Linked DNA regions of Homo sapiens: region 1 is linked to region 2. The links are chromatin contacts, found by Hi-C in ENCODE. All regions are on one chromosome and are shown on one strand. Each heading gives the region's core, a stretch centred on a gene start or an enhancer-like site at or near the end of the contact. The rest is flanking DNA. Distances are from core to core; before and after follow the strand shown. Region 1 holds the start of TEKT1 (tektin 1). Region 2 holds the start of NLRP1 (NLR family pyrin domain containing 1).

Region 1 (4,391 bases), core at 329-2,828, 1.2 Mb before region 2:
CTTTCTGGATTTTTCACTTTTGCTCTATTATTTTTTTCCATAAAGAATGTACGCTCACCGTTTTGAGTACTGGCATGTCCAAAGAAATCTTTTATTTTGCTCTCATACATGAAATGCTTTGACTGGTTGTAGAATCCCAGATTTGAAATAATTTTCTATAGAATTTGAAGGCATTATCCTAGCATCATTTCTAGCAACCATCATTTCTAGCCACCTGTGTTAGAGACGAAACACTTGATACCTATTCTTTCTTTTTCTTCTTATTCTTTGAATTAAGAAATTCCACCAGAATAGGTATAAAGTTGGCCCTTCCTATCCGTGGATTCTACATCCTTGGATGCGATGACACACAAATAAAAAATATTCAGGAAAAAAATTCCACAAAGCTCCAAAAAGCAAAACTTGAATTTGTTGCACCCTGAGTGCTATGTTGAATCCATGCGAATGAAGCGATGAGTAGGCATGGTTAGACATTGTATTAGGTATTGTATTAGGCATTGTATTAGGTATTATATTAGGTATTAGGTGTTGTATTATGTATTGTATTATGTATTGCATTAGGCACTGTATTAGGCACTATATTAGGTATTGTATTAGGCATTGTATTAGGTATTGTAGCAATCTAGAGATGACGTAAAGTATGCCTATCTAGGGATGTGCGTAGGTTATATACAAATGCTACACCACTTTATATGAGACTTGAGAATCTGCAGATTTCAGTATCTGAGGGGGATCCTGGAGCTAATCACTCTATGGATTATATGCATAATCCACAGGGAGGACTATATGTAAGGAATGGGGGTGTGTGTTAATTTCAGGTGGGTCGTTAATCTAAAGACTTGAGTCTTTGGCTCAAGTTATCTCTCTCTCACTTTCACAATTGTTTTGCCATTCTCTCTCTTTTTTTCTTTCCTTCTGGAAGTCCTACTTGACAAATATTAAATCTTCTGGAGCTATCCCCTCAGATTTAATTTTTCTCCCATATTTTCCATCTCCTAGTGGATGCAGAGTGACTTCTGGAGTGTTTGCCTGAAGGCGTTCTACTCACACACCTGCCCTCACAGAGTGCCCCATCGGGCGCCCCACGCAGAAATAAGCCAGTTGTGGTAACAGACCTATACAAACTCTGGAGGAAACTCATTGTAGCTTACAGAAACAATCAACTTGGCTTCCTGATTTTTAACCCTCAATTTCGCCTGCGACTGCGAGGTCCTGGAGGCATCGCCCAGCCCAACCCCACTGTACAGCCGGGAAGTCTGAGAGCCGGGGTACAGCGCGACCCGAGATGATCCCGCCCGCGGGAGGGCTCGGACTAGACGCAGGTCTCCTGACTCCCAGCTCGGGGCTTTGGCCGCTGTCTTCTGCTTGGTGCCCCGCGTCTTCGCGGTAGGTTGAGGTGGCCGGAGCATCTGGCCCTACCCTTCCCACACGCCACACTCCTGGGTCTCTGGCTCTGGGGTCCGCAGAATTTGCGCCTGCGCTAAGCCTTTGGCCAGGCTGCTCAGTGGCGGAACCAGCCCTCTTTGCCCTGGCAACGCGTCACTTGTTGTCATGGAGACCGCGTTGTTTACCTCTCTGTTCTGCAAGAGCTGGAAGCTCCAGTTGGGGTAAGGAGGCTCCCATCCCGAGCTTGCGTAGTGGTTCTGTGTGGCGCTGAGGTAAGTAAACCATGACCCCACCCCACCGACCCCTACCCGCAACCCTCCCCGCCTAACCAAATCCTTATGACGTTGGGATGAGCCCTAATTTAGGTCCCCACCTCTCTGGGGGCTATTCAGACTTATCCAGGAGCCTTGGGTTAAATGCTGGGCTCCACACTCAGATAAATTCGGTAGAAGCCATAAAAGGGACTGGGCTAGGAAGAAACGGAGAAACTCCATGTTGTCTGAGGGGGCTGGGTGGGCTGAGGTTCTCAGCCTAGTCAAGATCTGACTCTAGTTTCATCCTTATATATGTGAAGGCTTCAGAGATCCAGAGGCCCCTAAGAGCAGGGACTCAGACCTTAGGGTAGAGATGGGAGTGGGGGCAGATTTCAGCCCTGTCTGAGGAAGGCAGTTCTCATGGTCCATCAGAGTTGTATGAAGATGAAATGGGTAATTTTAGCGTTTCCACTGCCGACAGCCTCTGCCAGCTGGCTTCCCCTGTGTTGTTCCCCTTCCTGTTCTCTCCTTTTCTTTGTCCTGGAAGTTTTCAGATTCTTTTATGTGTTGAACAAGTTCAATACCCAGTTGTCAGTTTACACATGTTACATTTCCTCCTCCTCCTCCTCCTCCTCCTCCTTCTTCTTCCTCTTCTTTTTCTTCTTCTTTTTTTAAGAAAACATCTCTGGGCTCATCTGTTTGGCAGAACATTACTCCATGACCCAACAATTCTAATGAGTTATAAAAATGCATACACGTGTTCACCAAAAGACATGTATGAGACTATTAATAGCATTCTCATTATGGCCCTGGAGTGTAAACAACCCAAATATCCATAAACAGTAGAAAAGACAGCTAGATTTTATTCATATAACGGCACCTACACAGCAACGAGAACGAACAAACTGCAATCATATAGACAATATGGATGAATTTTACAAACATAATGTTGAGCTAAAGAAGTCAGAGACAGAATAATACATACTGTATTATTCCATTTATGTTAAATTCAAAAACAGCAAAACGAATTTGTAGTGTTAAAAGTCAGGATACTGGTTACCCTGAGGGGCTTGAGGTGGAGTAACTGGGAGGAGGTTAGAGATGCTGGTAATGCTTGTTTCTTGGTTTGGGTGCCGGCTACACAGATAGATTTATTTTGTGTACAGATTATGATTTATGCAATTTTCCGTATATATGTCATCCTTGAATAAAAATTATCATAAAAAAGGACAAATTGCTTTCATTTAATCTAAAAGAGTCTGCTTTTGATCAGGAATTTGGAAACCTCAAATGGCTAAACTATTACAACCTCCACCCAAGTTCCTGCCCTCAGAGTGGCACATTGCTAACAAGAACCAGTACCACAGAGCAGACGCTCAAAGGTCCCGATCAGAACGCCTGGTCGCAGAAAGCCAGAGGCTTGTGGATGAAATTGAAAAGACCACAAGAAAATCTCAAAGCGATGTGAACAAGAAACTAGGTAAGACAACATGCTTGGCATATTCGTGAACATGCTAGGATGAGGCTGTTGAGTTTAGCTATAGTGTCATGTTCAGATGTGGCAACATATTATTTTTGAATATTAGAGAAAATCATGTGTATTCTCCAGGTTCTATGTTTAAGTTCACTGCCCTAAGATAGACACAAGGTAACCCAGCCTGATTTTCAGCCACCCATCATTCATTTATTTGTTGATTTGATGCACAGTTATTGAGCATCTATGGGCATCTATGTACTACACACTAGGCATATCACAGGGAATGATCAGAATCTCTGCTTTTTAGGGGCTTCTAACTTGAAGAGGATAAAGATACAAAAATTAATCATCAGAATACAGTCAGCCCTTTGTATCCATGGGTTCAGCCAGTTGTAGGTCCAAAATACTTAGGAAAAAAAAACAATAAAAGATTACAACAATTAAAGAATACAAATAAAAACAATACAGTTCAACAGCTATTTACATAGTATTTGCATTGTATTAGGTATTATAAGTAATCTGAAGATGATTTAAAGTATACTGGCTGGGTGTGGTAGCATGTGCTGTTAGTCCCAGCTACTTGGAGGGCTGAGGCAGTAGGATCCTGTAAGCCCAGGAGTTAGAGACCACCCTGGGTGATATACCAAGACCCTGTTTCATAAAAAAAAAAAAAAGAAAGAAAAAGAAAGGAAGAATGAAAGAGAGAAAGAAAGAAAGAAAGAGAAAGAAAAGAAAGAGAAAAGGAAAGTATATGGGAAGATGTGCATAGGTTATATGAAAACACTACACCATTTTGTATAAAAGACTTGAGCATCCATGGATTTTGGTGTCTGTCAGGGACTCTGGAACAAATCCTCTGAGGATACCAAGGGACAGGTGTATAACCAGATAGGTGCTGGGGTAGGGGAACAAAGACGGGGCGGAGTAGATGTGAAAAATTGGAAAAGTTTTTCTAGAGAAGAACATTTACTTGAGTCTTAAAAGGAGTCATTTTCTCTTGACAATTCCTTACTTAAAACAGTATTTACTTAAATTTCTTGAGACAGAGTCTCGCTCCATCACACAGGCCAGAGTACAGTGGCACAATCTCAGCTCACTGCAATCTCTGCCTTCCAGGTTCGAGCGCTTCTCCTGCCTCAGCCTCCTGAGTAGCTGGGATTACAGGCGTGCACCATCACACCCGGCTAATTTTTGTATTTTTGGTAGAGACGGGGTTTCATCATGTTGGCCAGGCTGGTCTTGAACTCCTGACCTCAGGTGGTCCGCCCGCCTCA
Region 2 (5,101 bases), core at 1,556-4,055:
ACACCTCTGAATATCTGGGGAAACCATTCCAAGACAATGGAAAGACTAGTGCAAAGGCCCTGGAGTGAGAGTATTCTTGGTGTATTCAAGGAACAGGGAAAAGACTAAGAGGATCCAGTGAGGGAGGGGGATAGGGTAGGATATAATGCCGGAGAGATATCAGGGGCTAGATCATGCAGCCCCCGGGAACCATTGGGAGGGCTCTGGGAGATTTGGGGAGTTGTTGTTGTTGTTGTTGTTGTTTGGTTTGGTTTGGTTTGAGACTGTGTTTTGCTCTTGTCGCCCAGGCTGGAGTGCAATGGTGCAATCTCGGCTCACTGCAATCTCTGCCTCCCAGGTTCAAGCAGTTCTCCTGCCTCAGCCTCCTGAAGGAATACGGCGTGCGCCACCACACCCGGATAATTTTTTTTGTATTATAATTATTAGAGATGGGATTTCACCATGTTAGCCAGGCTGGTCTTGAACTCCTGGCCTCAGGTGATCTGCCCGCCTCAGCCTCCCAAAGTGCTGAGATTACAGGCATGAGCCACTGTACCTGGCCGGATTTGGGAAGTTTTTTAATATTATGTCATAGGGACAGGGTCTTGCCATGTTTCCCAGACTGGTCTTGAACTCCTGGACTCAAGCGATCCTCCCACCTCAGCCTCCCAAAGTGCTGGGATTACAGGCACGAGTCACCACACCTTTGGTTGGACTTTGGTTTTTACTCAGAGTGAGATGGAGTATGGGAAAGTTTTGAGCTGAGAAGTGACCTGACCTAATTTATGCTTTAAGTGGATAATTCTGGCTTCTAGACTGAGAGTAGACAGTAAAGGGGAAGCATCAGCATGGGTGGAGAACATGTGGAAGGCTAGCACAGTGATCCCAGTAAGAGACGACTGAAGGCTGGACCAGCAGCCCCAGTGGGCGTGGTGGGAAGGGTCAGGTTTCTGATCTATTTAACAGGTTGAGTGGATCTCCAGCGGCCAGTGATTTAATGAATTATGCCTGTGAAGTGAAACCTCCGAGAAAACCCCACAGTCTTGTTTGTTTGGGGTTTGGAGAGCTTCCAGGTTAGTGAAGCAGGGAGGGGCAGGGAGAGTAGGGTGCCCGGGAGGGCAAGGAAGCGCTGTGCCCCTCCCCCACCCACACCTTGACCTCGGCATCTCTTCCGTTGGGCTATTCCTGAGTCGTATCCTCCATCATGAACCGATAATAATAAATAAAGTGCTTTTCTCAGTCCTGTGAGTCATTTCAGCAAATTATTGAACCTGCCGGGGACTGTGGGAACCCTTGAATTTGTCACCAAGTCAGACAGAGATGCCAGTGGTCTGGGCACCCCATTTGCAACTGGCATCTGATATGAGGCCAGCTCTTCACTGAAACCCTAAACCTGTGAGGTTTGATGCCAACTCCAGGCAGTCAGTGTCAGAATTGCACTGTAGGACACCAGTTGGTGTCTAGAGAGTTGGTGCCAGAACTGGCTGGTGTGAGGAGGAAAAAAAGCCCACACAGCCCTCCTCCAGGCCATTCCTCCCGCTACATGGAGTCTCACGGTCCTTCACGGAGTGCTCAGAGCCTCCCGATCATCCCACTTTTAGCACAGCACTTTTCCACTTCTGGTCAATCTGATATTAGAATGTCCTACAATGTGCTTATTAGCCATTTTTTAAAACTAACATTTATAAAATTTATTTAGGCCAGGCACGGAGGCTCACACCTGTAATCCCAACATTTCGGGAGGCCGAAGTGGGCGGATCACCTCGGATCAGACTGGCTAACATGGTGAAACCCCATCTCTACTAAAAATACAAAACAATTAGCCAGGCGTGGTGGTGAGTGACTGTAATCCCAACTGCCCAGGAAGCTGGGCTGATGCAGGAGAATCGCTGGAACCCAGGAGGTGGAGGGAGCTTGCAGTGAGCCGAGATCTTGCCACTGCACTCCAGCCTGGGAAAGAGAGAGAGACTCTAAGACCTTTTGCTGAATTGAAGCCTCTTGGTAAACCTATGATGTCCCATTTAATAGATGGGCAAACTGAGGCTCAAAGAAATAAATCAGGCACATAAGGAGTCCTTGTCCAAGCAAGCCGTGGGTTGAAGCCTGGGCTCTGCCAGTCCAAGTGAAACCAAAGCATCTCCAGAAATTCCTGGTGGTGTGTTACATCAGCAAATGAGTAGGCAATGTCATTCCTCAACCTGAAGTCATTGGCATCTTGCAGATTCCACGAAAGAGGAAGTCTGCCCCTGGCTCCCCGAGGCCTGCTTGCAGGAATGAGGAAGGGGCTGTTCTGCTTTCAGGTGGAAATGTTCACCAGCTAAGTGCTGGGCTGCCCAGAAGGCAAACAGCCCCCTGGGCCTGGGACACATGCTTTAGTGCCCCTGGTAGCATGGCAGGACATGCAGTGCAACTCAAGAAGCTCCCAAAACCATGAGAGGCTGGGAAAAATGCTCCCTGGCCCAGTTCTAATGTTTCCCAATAAGGAGCTGCCCGGGCAGACACAGGGGGCCCCACCCATCCTGAGAGGCTGGGCCTGGGCTGCAGACACAACTGCTCGGAGAGTCTGCATCCTGGCTCTGCAGACAGGCTCTAGATGATGGGCTGGCGGAGTGCCCATGTGGAGGTGCACACACCGTGTTTAGTATGGGCCTGTACCTGCTGCAGCGTCAGCTGGTCTGGGCCTGTGCTCCTGGTCCGCCTATAGATGCCATGTGGCCCATCTGAATCTGTGACTCTGAGTCTGGCCTACCCAGGCCTGGTTTGATCCTACCCCCTGGCCACGCCCCTTGTGGGTTTCCTCTGGGTGACGTTTCCTTCCTGCTCTTGTTGACTAGGCGCTGTTCTTGCTGGCTGGTGCCCCAGGGCCTGGAGAGGTCTGAAGAAACCTGGGAGCCAGCAGCCCGGGGCTCCACTCTGGGTTCTGAAAGCCCATTCCCTGCTCTGCGGCTCCTCCCACCCCACCTCTTCTCAGCCTTGCAGCTCAAGGGTTGATCTCAGGAGTCCAGGACCCAGGAGAGGGAAGAATCTGAGGAACACAGAACAGTGAGCGTTGCCCACACCCCATCTCCCGTCACCACATCTCCCCTCACCCTCACCCTCCCTGCCTGGCCCTGGACCCCATCCCAGGACCTCCCTATCAGCTGACTTCTTCCAGTGTCTTGCAGGCCCCTCTGGGCTCCTCCCTCCCCTGGCTTTTCCTACCACTCCCCCTCTATCGGCGTCTATCTGTAGGTGCCCTGGGATTTATAAAACTGGGTTCCGAATGCTGAATAAGAGACGGTAAGAGCCAAGGCAAAGGACAGCACTGTTCTCTGCCTGCCTGATACCCTCACCACCTGGGAACATCCCCCAGACACCCTCTTAACTCCGGGACAGAGATGGCTGGCGGAGCCTGGGGCCGCCTGGCCTGTTACTTGGAGTTCCTGAAGAAGGAGGAGCTGAAGGAGTTCCAGCTTCTGCTCGCCAATAAAGCGCACTCCAGGAGCTCTTCGGGTGAGACACCCGCTCAGCCAGAGAAGACGAGTGGCATGGAGGTGGCCTCGTACCTGGTGGCTCAGTATGGGGAGCAGCGGGCCTGGGACCTAGCCCTCCATACCTGGGAGCAGATGGGGCTGAGGTCACTGTGCGCCCAAGCCCAGGAAGGGGCAGGTGAGTGGACAGAGGACCCCACTGCCCGCGGGACATCCCCTGGCCCTCATGCCTGCCCTGCCCTCTTGGGACCCCACCACTGAGCCCTCCCTGCCAGGCCTTCCTCTGAGCAGTGACATGGAACTGCCCTCTCAAAGGGGGATCCAGGCCCCAGACTATGCTGGAGCCAGGAGGCTTGCTGGGGGGGCCCTTGCTGCACCTCAGAGCCCCACACCCTCTTCTATTCAAGTGCATTCCCGGTACTCGCCTGGCATTGTAGTTATGAGCACGGACTTGGGAGTCAGGCACTATCACCAGTCCTGGCACTATCACCCTGGGCCAATCACTTCACTGCTCTCTGCCTATTTCTCTGTCTGCAAAATGGGAGAGTGAGAGCCCGCCTCCCTGGGCTGTGTGAGGGTTAAAAGAGATCATCCAGGTTAAACATTTAGCACAGAGTCTGATATACAGTAAGTGCTCAATAAATAAGATCTCCCATTGCTGTTGTTGCTGCTGCTGCTGCTGCTGTTATTATTACTATTAGCCACCCTGGGTTGCAGATGCCGTTGGCCCAATAAAGCACAGCTGAGGCTCAGTAGGAGTAGTGATTTACACAGGGAGATAGTCAGGACCAAGACAGATATGCAAATTTCCTGATCCTAGATGAGGATTTTTTGCCTAGCAGTATCTATAAGAACATCATTCTTCAGACAAGCCTCTAGAGGAAGTTGTAGAGGGCTGCAGCGGGTTCACTGGTGTATCCTGACCTCTCTTGGTTGAGAGAGGAGACCAGCTCAGTTCCCTGGCACCTTGCCCCTGCCCCTCTGATGTGTCTCCAACCTCTTTGTCTCTTTCCTGTAGGCCACTCTCCCTCATTCCCCTACAGCCCAAGTGAACCCCACCTGGGGTCTCCCAGCCAACCCACCTCCACCGCAGTGCTAATGCCCTGGATCCATGAATTGCCGGCGGGGTGCACCCAGGGCTCAGAGAGAAGGGTTTTGAGACAGCTGCCTGACACATCTGGACGCCGCTGGAGAGGTGAGGCTTGCTGAGGCAGGCTGACAGCCCTGGGTGGAGCTGTGAATCAGCTGGTGGGCCCCACCCAGAGGATCATGTCTGTGCATGGGGACCTGACATGGGGGACAGCAGAGGAAGGATAGGGGAGCCAGGATGGGCTGTGAGAGGTAGGCCTGAAATTGATCTTTCAGGGACCTTCCGGTGCTGAGATTGCATCCCTCCCCATGTGGCAGATGGGGAAGCTGAGACCCATGTGGGTCAGGCAATGAGTCTTCCCCAACTGGGTGCCCAACTCGTGACATGGTCCTTGCCCGAGAACTCAGCTCATAATATTGATGGGCTCTGAAGATCCTTAGGGTCAGGGTGGTCCAGAAGTTCCAAGGAGGACTCTGTTTTCCAGACAGACCCCAAGAAGAGGCTAGGCTTAGTCCTCGGCCCAAGCCAGCTCCCTCACATGACTTCTCTCTTCACTACTAAG

Evidence for each region. A loop is a pair of places that touch in the nucleus more often than their neighbours do. Pooled maps may share reads with other maps.
Region 1: a loop to region 2 is called in a pooled map, with 3 times the contacts of the local background. The contact joins the promoter of TEKT1 here to the promoter of NLRP1 in region 2. A Hi-C loop is called at or near these places in 4 of 168 maps with a recorded cell type or tissue (CD4-positive, alpha-beta T cell, CD8-positive, alpha-beta T cell, IMR-90 and 1 more) and 12 of 50 pooled maps.

What each region holds. Positions count from the first base shown.
Region 1 is chr17:6,828,916-6,833,306 of GRCh38, reverse strand. It overlaps TEKT1 (tektin 1), which reads left to right and starts at 1,578. Exons shown (of 8, transcript NM_053285.2): 1 at 1,578-1,658; 2 at 2,914-3,120. The coding sequence starts at 2,931. RefSeq lists a silencer at 1,566-1,615.
Region 2 is chr17:5,582,213-5,587,313 of GRCh38, reverse strand. NLRP1 (NLR family pyrin domain containing 1) reads left to right here and starts at 2,805. Exons shown (of 17, transcript NM_033004.4): 1 at 2,805-3,627; 2 at 4,468-4,644. The coding sequence starts at 3,357. RefSeq lists enhancers at 2,417-2,716, 2,737-2,996, 2,268-3,467.